Regions from separate parts of the Homo sapiens genome. Here region 2 is linked to region 1. A link is a contact called in ENCODE Hi-C or POLR2A ChIA-PET data. All regions are on one chromosome and are shown on one strand. The core of a region is the stretch at or near the end of the contact, and the rest is flanking DNA. Distances in the headings are between cores, read along the strand shown. Region 1 overlaps WDR82 (WD repeat domain 82). Region 2 overlaps DNAH1 (dynein axonemal heavy chain 1).

Region 1 (4,516 bases), core at 1,703-4,202:
CATATATGTGTGTGCGTATGCATATATCTCTCATCTGTAGTTTCCAAGAGTTCAGCTGAAGCAGATGGAGTCCTGCAGCCCAGGAGACACCCTGCATCCCTGCTAATAGTGTTTGCCACAAGTATTAGTGAGTCTTCCTTATTAATATTTTCATTTCAGAAGACTGAAGCAAAGCTGATAGTGTTTGCTGTTTCTTTGGCAGCTAAGTGAGGGTCTTGGGATGACTTGCTGTGTTCCTCAAGCTGCACTTTGGGGCCATCTCTGCAGTATTAGCCCCCTTTTTGCTTGGTGGTACTCTGTCTGTGCCTGTGTGTGTGTGTGATAGTCACTCTTGCATGGCTTCCATGTCTGGTTTGTGGCATTTGGGGATAAGGTGCTGAAGCCAGAGCATTTGCAGTTTGTTTGAGGCCTCGTTGCCAATGATAGATCACTCCTGTTGACCTGGTATGTCTGCTTGCTTGCTGCTTTTCCTTGCTTTCTCTTGGAAGAGGAAAGGACTCTGGTCAGGCCCAGGCTGAGTGAGATGAGCTGCAGCTGGCTCATGGCCTTCTTAGAGCAGAGAGAGGAGTATGTCATTTTACTAAGTTCCTAAACAAACATTTATGCAGGCAACACTCCTTGCAGATCCAGAAACTGAGGCACAATAGGGTTATGACTTGCTCAAGAATATGTAGCTGCTAGGGGGTAAATCAAGGCATCACAATTTCTGTTCAGCGGGCAGGAATAGGCTGTGAATTGCTAGCACTTTTTTTTTTTAAGCAATTACTTTTTGACTTGTTCCTCTGAAAGTGCAAGAGGCGTACACCTTTCCCAAATGTAGACTAGAATCTGCAGGATGCCACCCACTGTATAGTTCTGCTTTCCCAGAGAGGAAGAACTTTTAGAAACCAAATGATCTTAATTGTTATTGCCCACCCCTGGCTTTTCCGGGTAGAAAATTCACAGTAGGAATGATTGTTAAGAGAGAGTGCTTGGAACCATGGGTTAACAGGAAAGGCTACCTAACTTCACATATCTGCAACCAGAGCAGCCACCAAGCATTACTTAGCAGCAGGAAAATGATTGTATTTGAGTTCCTGTGTGTCCAAAACTGAGCACCATGTTCTTTGAAAACATGCCACCTCAAGGCTGGGCGCGGTGGCTCACACCTGTAATCCCAGCACTTTGGGAGGCCGAGGCGGGCGGATCACCGGAGGTCGGGAGTTTGAGACCAGCCTGACCAACATGGAGAAACCCCATCTCTACTAAAAATACAAAATTAGCCGGGCGTGGTGGCATGCGCCTATAATCTCAGCTACTTGGGAGGCTGAGGCAGGAGAATTGCTTGAACCCAGGAGGCGGAGGTTGCGGTGAGTTGAGATCGTGCCATTGCACTCCGGCCTGGGCAACAACAGCAAAACTCCGTCTCAAAAAAAAAAAAAAAAAAATGCCACCTCACAGTCTCTATCGTTGGGCCCTGTGGTTGCAAAGCTGCCTCCTGAATTAAGAAGGAAAGGGAAAAGATATAGCTGGAAGCGAGTGGAAGAGATGCTGAGGGCTGGGGCTGCACAGACGTGCTCAGCAGGGCTACAGGTGCTCAAGCCCTATTGGGGATGGGTGGGGAGTGGGGCAGCGGCGTTTGCCACCTTAAGAATTGGGGCCAAAGCCACTGATGTTTATTTGACAGTGACACTGCACTGGGTACTTAAAGAAATTATTTCCCGTTGTAATTATAATTACTGCTTATTAAGGAAAATATGGGAATTTTAGAAAGAATCAAGTTTGCCACCCAAATGCTACCACTGTTAATCTTTTGGTGTTAAATGTTCCCCCTAGACATTTCTGTGCATAGATTTTTGGTGTGTTTACATAGTCGTTATTCTGTATATACAATTTTATGTCCCTTTTGTACTTAACGTATAAACATTTTTTCCATGTTACAGTCTTAAACAGAATTTTATGGCTGCAGCCTCTTCGATTTGAGTTTCTGTAGCATGGTTTGCCTGGTTCCCAGAGCTGGAGGGAGGCTTGGGTTGTCTCCTGTTAGTTCTGGCTCACACTGCAGCTTGCTGTAATGCTGTGTAGACGGATTGCTGGGCTCCCTGGGACTGCCTCTGACTGCCCCTTGGTAACTAAGATTTATGGGCTGGTGGGAGGAACCCCTAGAACCAGCCTTCAACCCCAGGCTGTAATAGCCATAGAGCCAGCAATGACTGACGGGGCAAGGCAAGCCTGAGCCAGCCTGAATCTTCGGAGACTGTCTGGCACTTACCTCAGGCTGCCTTGCATCCTCTACTGTTTACTCAACCCTTCACCAGATTGACAACCTCTAGTTGGAATATGTTTTGTCCTGCTAGACCCTGGTTTCAGGAAGGCAAGAATACTGGAGTCTCTCTGAGGCCCCAGCACCCAGTCTGGCAGAAGGCAATTGCTTTGGTAACCCATTTGCCTGGAGGCTGCTGCTCTAGCTCAGCATTCTCAGAGCTGTAGAACCTGCTTCCTGCTCTTGCCTCGCCCTCTCTGGACCAGAGAAGAAAACCTTGGGCCTGCCACATTTTCACATTGCTCATGGGACTCTGCAACAGTGGCGGAGGGAACATCCTAGCTTGTGTGTGACAGGCCATGCACAGGCTCTTCTGACACTACGTACGTAGGAAGAGACCCCCTCCTGGCCTGGTGGGAGGACTGCTGCCGTGTTCAGCTCTGCTGGGAGACATGAACAAGTAGGTAAGCATGGCTGCCCTTAGAGCAGCCACTCTGGTCTCTGTCCTGCTCGCAACTGAAAGACCTACTTCACCCACCCCCCAGGCTTCATTCAGCCTTGTGACGTGAGGAACAACAGCAGGCATGGTAGCAAGCTAGGCAAGCAGGCTGTGGGGGCGAGCTGGCTCAGCAGTTGATGTGGGTAAGAGAAGCAGGCACAGGATGCTGCCCACCCTTTTTTTTTTTTTTGCTCAGGCGGAGTGGTGAGGTAGTGGAGGCTGTGGTGAGGAAAGAGGAAGTGACACTCCTACAGGCTGGTAGGACAGCACTCAAGCTGCCTGGCTAGAGGAGTCCTAGCAAGACTACCATAGGGCCTAGCTGTGGACAGGTTCAACCCTGAAGTCCTGCACTGTGGAATATAGCAGTGGGAAATATCTGATGCAGTTTTTCCAGTCTTCCCTGGAGAATGTGTAGGAAATGAAATCTAGAGTTAATGGGTAGGAAAGGGGGTCTGAGGCTGGGTGCAGTGGCTCACGCCTGTAATCCCAGCACTTTGGGAGACCGAGGTGGGTGGATCACCTGAGGTCAGGAGTTTGAGACCAGGCTGGCCAACATGATGAAACCCCATCTCTACTAAAAATATTGGGTGTGGTGGTGTGTGCCTGTAATTCCAACTGTTCAGGAGGCTGAGGCAGGAGAATCACTTGAACCCAGGAGGCTAGAGGTTGCAGTGAGCTGAGATGGCACCATTACACTCCAGCCTGGGCGACAAGAGTGAAGCTCCATCTCAAAAAAAAAAAAAAAAAAGCCGGGGTGGGGTGGGTTCTGAGAGCCTCTCAGTTGAGTTAATTATACAGGTTTTACCATTGGCTCTGCGACCTGTTGGATATTCTTCTTGGCTGCAATTTTGGGCTGTCAGTTGCCTGGTGAGAGAATTCACCTAAATTATAAAGTAGGAGTAAATCAGAGAAGGGTCAAGTAAAGCTGAGGTCATGAAGGTGGTTTGCCTTGTAATTCAATAGATACTTCCTGAGCACTTGAGCTTTGGTACGTTCTAGTTGACAGCATGGCTGTTTTTGTTTTGTTTTGTTTTTGAGACAGTTTTGCTCTTATTGCCCAGGCTGGAGTACAACGGTGCGATCTTGGCTCACTGCAACCTCCGCCTCCCGGGTTCAAGCGATTCTCCTGCCTCAGCCTCCCGAGTAGCTGGGATTACAGGCATGTGCCACCACACCTGGCTAATTTTGTATTTTTAGTAGAGACAGGGTTTCAACATGTTGGTCAGGCTGGTCTCAAACTCCGGACCTCAGGTGATCTGCCTGCTCAGCCTCCCAAAGTGCTGGATGACACACCTGAGCCACCAGGCCTGGCCCCATTTTTTTGTTTGTTTTGTTTTGTTTTGAGACAGAGTCTCACTGTGTTGTCCAGGCTGGAGTGGAGTGGCACAATCTCCCCTCACTGCAACCTCCACCTCCTGGGTTCAGGTGATCCTCCCACCTCAGCCTTCCAAGTAGCTGGGACCACAGGCATATATCACCATGCCCTACTAATTTTTTGTATTTTTGATAGAGATGGGGTTTCACCATGTTGTTCAGGATGGTCTCAAACTCCCGAGCTCAAGTGATCTACCTGCTTCAGCCTCCCAAAGTCCTGGGATTACAGGCATGAGCCACTGTGCCCCAGCCAAGATGACAGCATAGTCTTTTTGGAGAAGATGAACTAAGCTGCTTATTAAACAGCAAGCCCTAAGGCCCTAACTTTTATCCAGCTAATTATAGCTTTATAGAAATCTGCATTCAAAAGTAAGTGAAAAAGTCACAGTGTACATCTGTAA
Region 2 (4,516 bases), core at 1,352-3,851, 120 kb before region 1:
AAACAGCATCTTGGGGTAAGCTTTTCCCCAAACCCCATAAAGGCTCAGAGACACTCCGTCCATCCTATCTTGTGGCTTTTCCTGATTTACAAAAGTAACATGCCTTCCCCAGAGTTTCTGGGCAAGTACTAACGTATACGTATGTATGTATGTGAGTGAGTGCATATCTGTGTGCATCATACATCCAGCAATCACCACGTGCCAGGCTTCATGCTAGGTGCTCTACATGCAATATCATACTTAACCCTCACGACCTGGAATGGTAGGTACAGATGAAGAAACAGGCTCAGAGAGATTCATGAGCTGCCAAAGATCACACAGCTGAGTGAGAGGTGAACCCAGGGTTGCGGTCATGGTTTGGCCACTCCACCCTTTCTGGTGGCCACCCAGTTGTCCTTGGTGTGGCCTCCCTGGCCTGGGCTTCTGCCTTTGTCCATGCTCACCCCCACCAATACTCACCCAACCAGTTGCCCAGGATGGTGGAGAAGATGCGTTTCTTGCTGACCTCGTCCATCTCAGCGAAAGACAGGTAGTTGAAGTGACGCATCAGCCGCGGGGTGACGGTGTTCCTGCCTCCACCCGGGGGGCCCATGGCACAGACAAAGTTGATGTCCACTAGGTTCTTGAAGGCACCTGGAGTAGGGGCAGGAAGTCAGGAAGGGCCCTGGCCAGGGCTGCATTATGACCTTTGTGGCCCCTTCTCCATACAAAAATTCAAAATTATACTTTAGAACAGTACTGGAATAAAGACAAATACATCAATATTACACAGGAAAATTTTTCTTTGCCCTAAAAATTCATGCTCCTCTCCTTTAACTTTTTTTTTTTTTACAAAGTTCAAAAGTACTTTTTATTGCAGACATTTTCATATACAACGTTAGTGAAATCGAGCCCCACCCCCCGCCCCCATGGTGAAGACATAGTCCTATCTTATAAAAACATTTCAAGTAACCCTGGACGTTTTCATGTCACTCTCGTTTTTAGTACCTGGGGATTGGCTTTGGCTAGATTTTCTATTTTAACCCATGCTTCTTCTCGTACTTCCATTTTTAGCTTCTCTTTTAGTTTCTCTGCTTTGGACTGTTGTGTACAGTCATCAAACAGCTTTTGTTCCATCTCTATGAACAGATTCAGGGCGTTGTATATCAAGCCATGTATTATCTTGTTCCAATGGGTCTTTGAGTTGTGGTACAAGGAAGGAAACATGATGGGCAGAATCTTCGCTGCATTGTCACTGATTAAACTCATGATGTATTCATTATTCCAGTAATAGAGAGCTCGCTCTGCCACCTGGAAGTGTGGGCTGGAGACACATTTGGCCAACTGCCGGAAGAGGGGCTCCATGGTCTTCACAAATTCTGATGGTTCAATGACATCTAAAATCGCTTCTAATTTGTTTAAGAACATTACTTCTTTTGGACTGTGAGTCTTTGGCCAGCATTTGAGAAGTGTCATCACCACTGGTTCTGTGGGGGTGCTGTCCTTTTCTAAAAACTGCACTCCACAGTATGCCAGCTGGGGGTGGTAGACACTCAAGAGATTTCACTTTGTGCAAAGGTAGTAACACCTTCAATAAGAAAATCTTGTGTTCTTCTTTTAGTGGTAAGGCAAATCCATTAATTATACTTCCCAATATTTCCAGTAACTCTGCTATGCCATTATGATGCTCTGTTTCATAAATAAACCTATAAAATATATTATTTATCTGTTTTCTGATGTAAGCTCTCAAGCCTAGGAATTTCCCATAGATTCTGTGAAGGGTGGTTTTAAGAAAATCTCTCTCCTGAGGATCTTCACTGTCAAAGAGCTTTAAAAGCTGCAATACAAACTTCTGATCAATATATTTCTTCGCTATATTAGATTGGAAATCTGCAGACTCTAAAAATCTTAAGAAAAATTCATAAATAAGTGTAGATGAAGCCAGCCTGCTTCTAACGTTGGTTCATCTTCCTCTGAGTCAAATTCTGCTCCCGTAGGATTGGAGGAAGGTGGTAATATTCGAAACATGTTAACTGCAAACATATGGACTACTTCTGGGTAAACAGGCTCTGTGATCACATTCCAATTATGGGTGATATATTCTACCATTTCACTTAAAGCAGCTCGTTTTAATTCCTTCTACTTTAGTTCACTTAGTGGATCAGAAACAAAGTCAAAAAGGACGCAACACTGACATAACTTCTGGATAAAAAACTTCTTTTGATCAGCAGGAGGAACATCTTTTAAGGATGGTAGTTTTTGAAGTTCTCTATTACTGCTTGCGCTAAACCTTGAAGAATTTTGCTGTTTGTCTTTCTTCACTATGGGCTGAGAGACGGGTACTTTTATTTTAGCAGACACTGTAGACGGGACAGCAACAAGGCTGTTTTTCCTGACGGAAATTTGCTCTGATTCTACTGTGTCTTGTCCTTCTTTTGAACTTTTTCCACTCTTCCCTGCTTTTGGTGATTCTTTCTCCTTCTTGTTTTATTCGGCATGGCTGGAGCGGGCCGCCACCGCCCTTGCCGCTTCCTGCCCCCGCAGCAGCAGCGCCCCCGCCCCGCCGTCGCGCCCCCGCGGCCACCACCGCCACCTGGGGACTGAGACATTCACTTGCTCTCGCTTCCCCTTTTCCAGGCTTCCAGAGGCTGCGGCAGCCGTGGCGGCGGCGTCTCTCCGCCCCTCCCCCAGCCGGCCCCCCTCCTCCCCTTTAATTTTAAGAGAAATTAAAACATTTTTGTGGGTGCCTTAAAGTATTGTAGGCCTTCAGTGCTGTGCCTCCTGTGCCCCTGCACAGCACGCGTAGCCCTTGCCCTGTGAGCCAGGCCGGCCACACTCACCAATGATCTTGCGGTCGTACCAGCCGCCGTGGTCCATCCACTGGCGCAACAGCTCGATGGGTGGCTGTGCACCGTAGGTCTCCAGGGCCGGCATGTTCAGGTCATCGATGAAGAAGATAAAGTTGCGCCCCAGAGGTGGTCCAAACACACCCTTCCGCCTGAGGGGAGGGGCTGTGTGAGCCCAGCACCCACAGGCACCAGGTCCTCTGAGAATCCAGGGGCGAACGGGTGGCAGCTTTGCCTCTGGGAAGCCCTTGCTAAATTTTAGCCTCCTCCAAATTGCTAGATGCCTTGACCCACCCTCATCCTTGTTCTGAGTGTCCTGGGACAGCTGGGACAGGCTGACCTGAGTCTGAGCTCCCTCAAAGTGAGTCTCGCCTCCCAGGCAGATGGACAACAGGCTTCTCACAGACAGACCCAGGGCCCTGTCCAAGGGCACAGCCAGGGCGAGCACCCACTCGCTGACTGGCTTTGTAGGAATTTTTGATACAGGGAAGGCTCTGGAGCAGTCTGTGAGGGAACCCTGGGCCCATTGGGGGGCTGTCAGCTCCCCCTGGGAGGTTCCTGGCAAACCCAGGAGCATAATTTGGTGGAGAGGTGGGACAGCAGCTGGATCGGCCAGGCTGGGAGGATGCAGGGGTGAGGAAGGAGGGAGGGGTGCCCTGCCTCTTGTCCAGCTTGCTGTCAATGAAGTCCTGGGTCTGGTTGGCTGAAGTGCGGGCTGAGAAGGTGAGGAAGTGGCTGATGTAATCCAGTGCCAGGTTCTTGAGGAGCTTGTCAGAGATGGTGAGCGTCTTCCCCGTGCCTGTTGGCCCAATGCACAGCACCTGGCAGAGCGGGGATGGCACAGGAGCATGCGGTGGGCCTGGTGCACAGGAGGAGCTGCCCCTGCATCCATGTGGGAGGCTGGTCAACCCCCAATATAGGCCTTGGGGACAGTGGAGGCAGGGCCTGGGGGGGTGCTCACGGGCTTCTTGTTGGTGAGCAGCATGTCCAGTAAATGGGACATCTGCACGGTGTCCATGGTGGGCACAATGATGTTGCAGTAGTTGGTGTCTGGTACCATGGTGAATGGAGCTGAGGAGTCCATCCACTTCACCCAGGCAACCTGGAATCATAGGTGGCTCAGCAGTGGGCCTGGAACCCCTCCCTGCCCCACTCCTGGCTGCGGCCCCATGGCCAAGTGCAGAAGGGCCAGGAGCTGCACGGCTGGGCTTTGGCAAGCGGGTCCAGGTGCAGGGCTGCTTCCGGCGGAAATGGAAAGTCCTGTGCCCTGCTTTCTGCATGGGGAGGGGGACTCCCAGCACAAACAGCCAAGAATGGGGACTCTGAGCACAACTGCATAAGAGGGCTCTCCCTGCCCAGGTTGGGGGCTCCCTAAGGACTGCCAGGCCCTGAGTCTCTGCAGAAAGGAGAAGCTCCGAGAATTGAACAACCCAGAATGCAAAGGGGTTTTCTGTTTAGTTTCAGGCTACCCGAGAAATGTGGGGGCCAGAACCATGGGCACTGGTGTCAGCTGGAAGCTGAGAGGCCACTAGGTCCAGTCTTCCCAACACTGTCCCCGCCTGCACAAATCCCTTCACTCACAGCAGCCCTGACCCAGCTTGCAGACGTCCCCTGATGGGGGGATCACTATGGCCAAACCAATGCATCCCACTGGGCACAGTCTTAAACGTTAGACCCAAATGTGCCCTGGG

What was found. Hi-C counts contacts between places; a loop is a spot of excess contacts on that map. ChIA-PET counts read pairs that join two places held with the same protein, here RNA polymerase II (POLR2A). Pooled maps may share reads with other maps.
Region 2: a pooled map shows a loop between it and region 1 (2.4-fold over the local background). The contact joins two enhancer-like sites. A Hi-C loop is called at or near these places in 2 of 50 pooled maps. POLR2A ChIA-PET finds 5 or more read pairs at or near these places in 4 of 52 experiments (Caco-2, H1, OCI-LY7 and 1 more).

What each region holds. Positions count from the first base shown.
Region 1 is chr3:52,251,852-52,256,367 of GRCh38, reverse strand. WDR82 (WD repeat domain 82) reads left to right here. Exons shown (of 9, transcript NM_025222.4): 9 at 1-1,934. Among named protein-coding and RNA genes, the nearest start is that of PPM1M, 8.4 kb to the right of the region's middle. RefSeq lists an enhancer at 2,618-2,937. Within about 2 kb of position 2,952, at least 17 of the 41 ENCODE cell types and tissues checked have a DNase peak (open chromatin) inside an H3K27ac peak, as active enhancers do; they include OCI-LY7, where a contact is called at or near this core.
Region 2 is chr3:52,371,357-52,375,872 of GRCh38, reverse strand. DNAH1 (dynein axonemal heavy chain 1) reads right to left here. Exons shown (of 78, transcript NM_015512.5): 42 at 3,787-3,927; 43 at 3,486-3,646; 44 at 2,820-2,977; 45 at 460-633. It also overlaps the pseudogene PPP2R5CP. Among named protein-coding and RNA genes, the nearest start is that of BAP1, 36 kb to the left of the region's middle. RefSeq lists a silencer at 2,426-2,685. Within about 2 kb of position 2,601, at least 3 of the 41 ENCODE cell types and tissues checked have a DNase peak (open chromatin) inside an H3K27ac peak, as active enhancers do; they include OCI-LY7, where a contact is called at or near this core.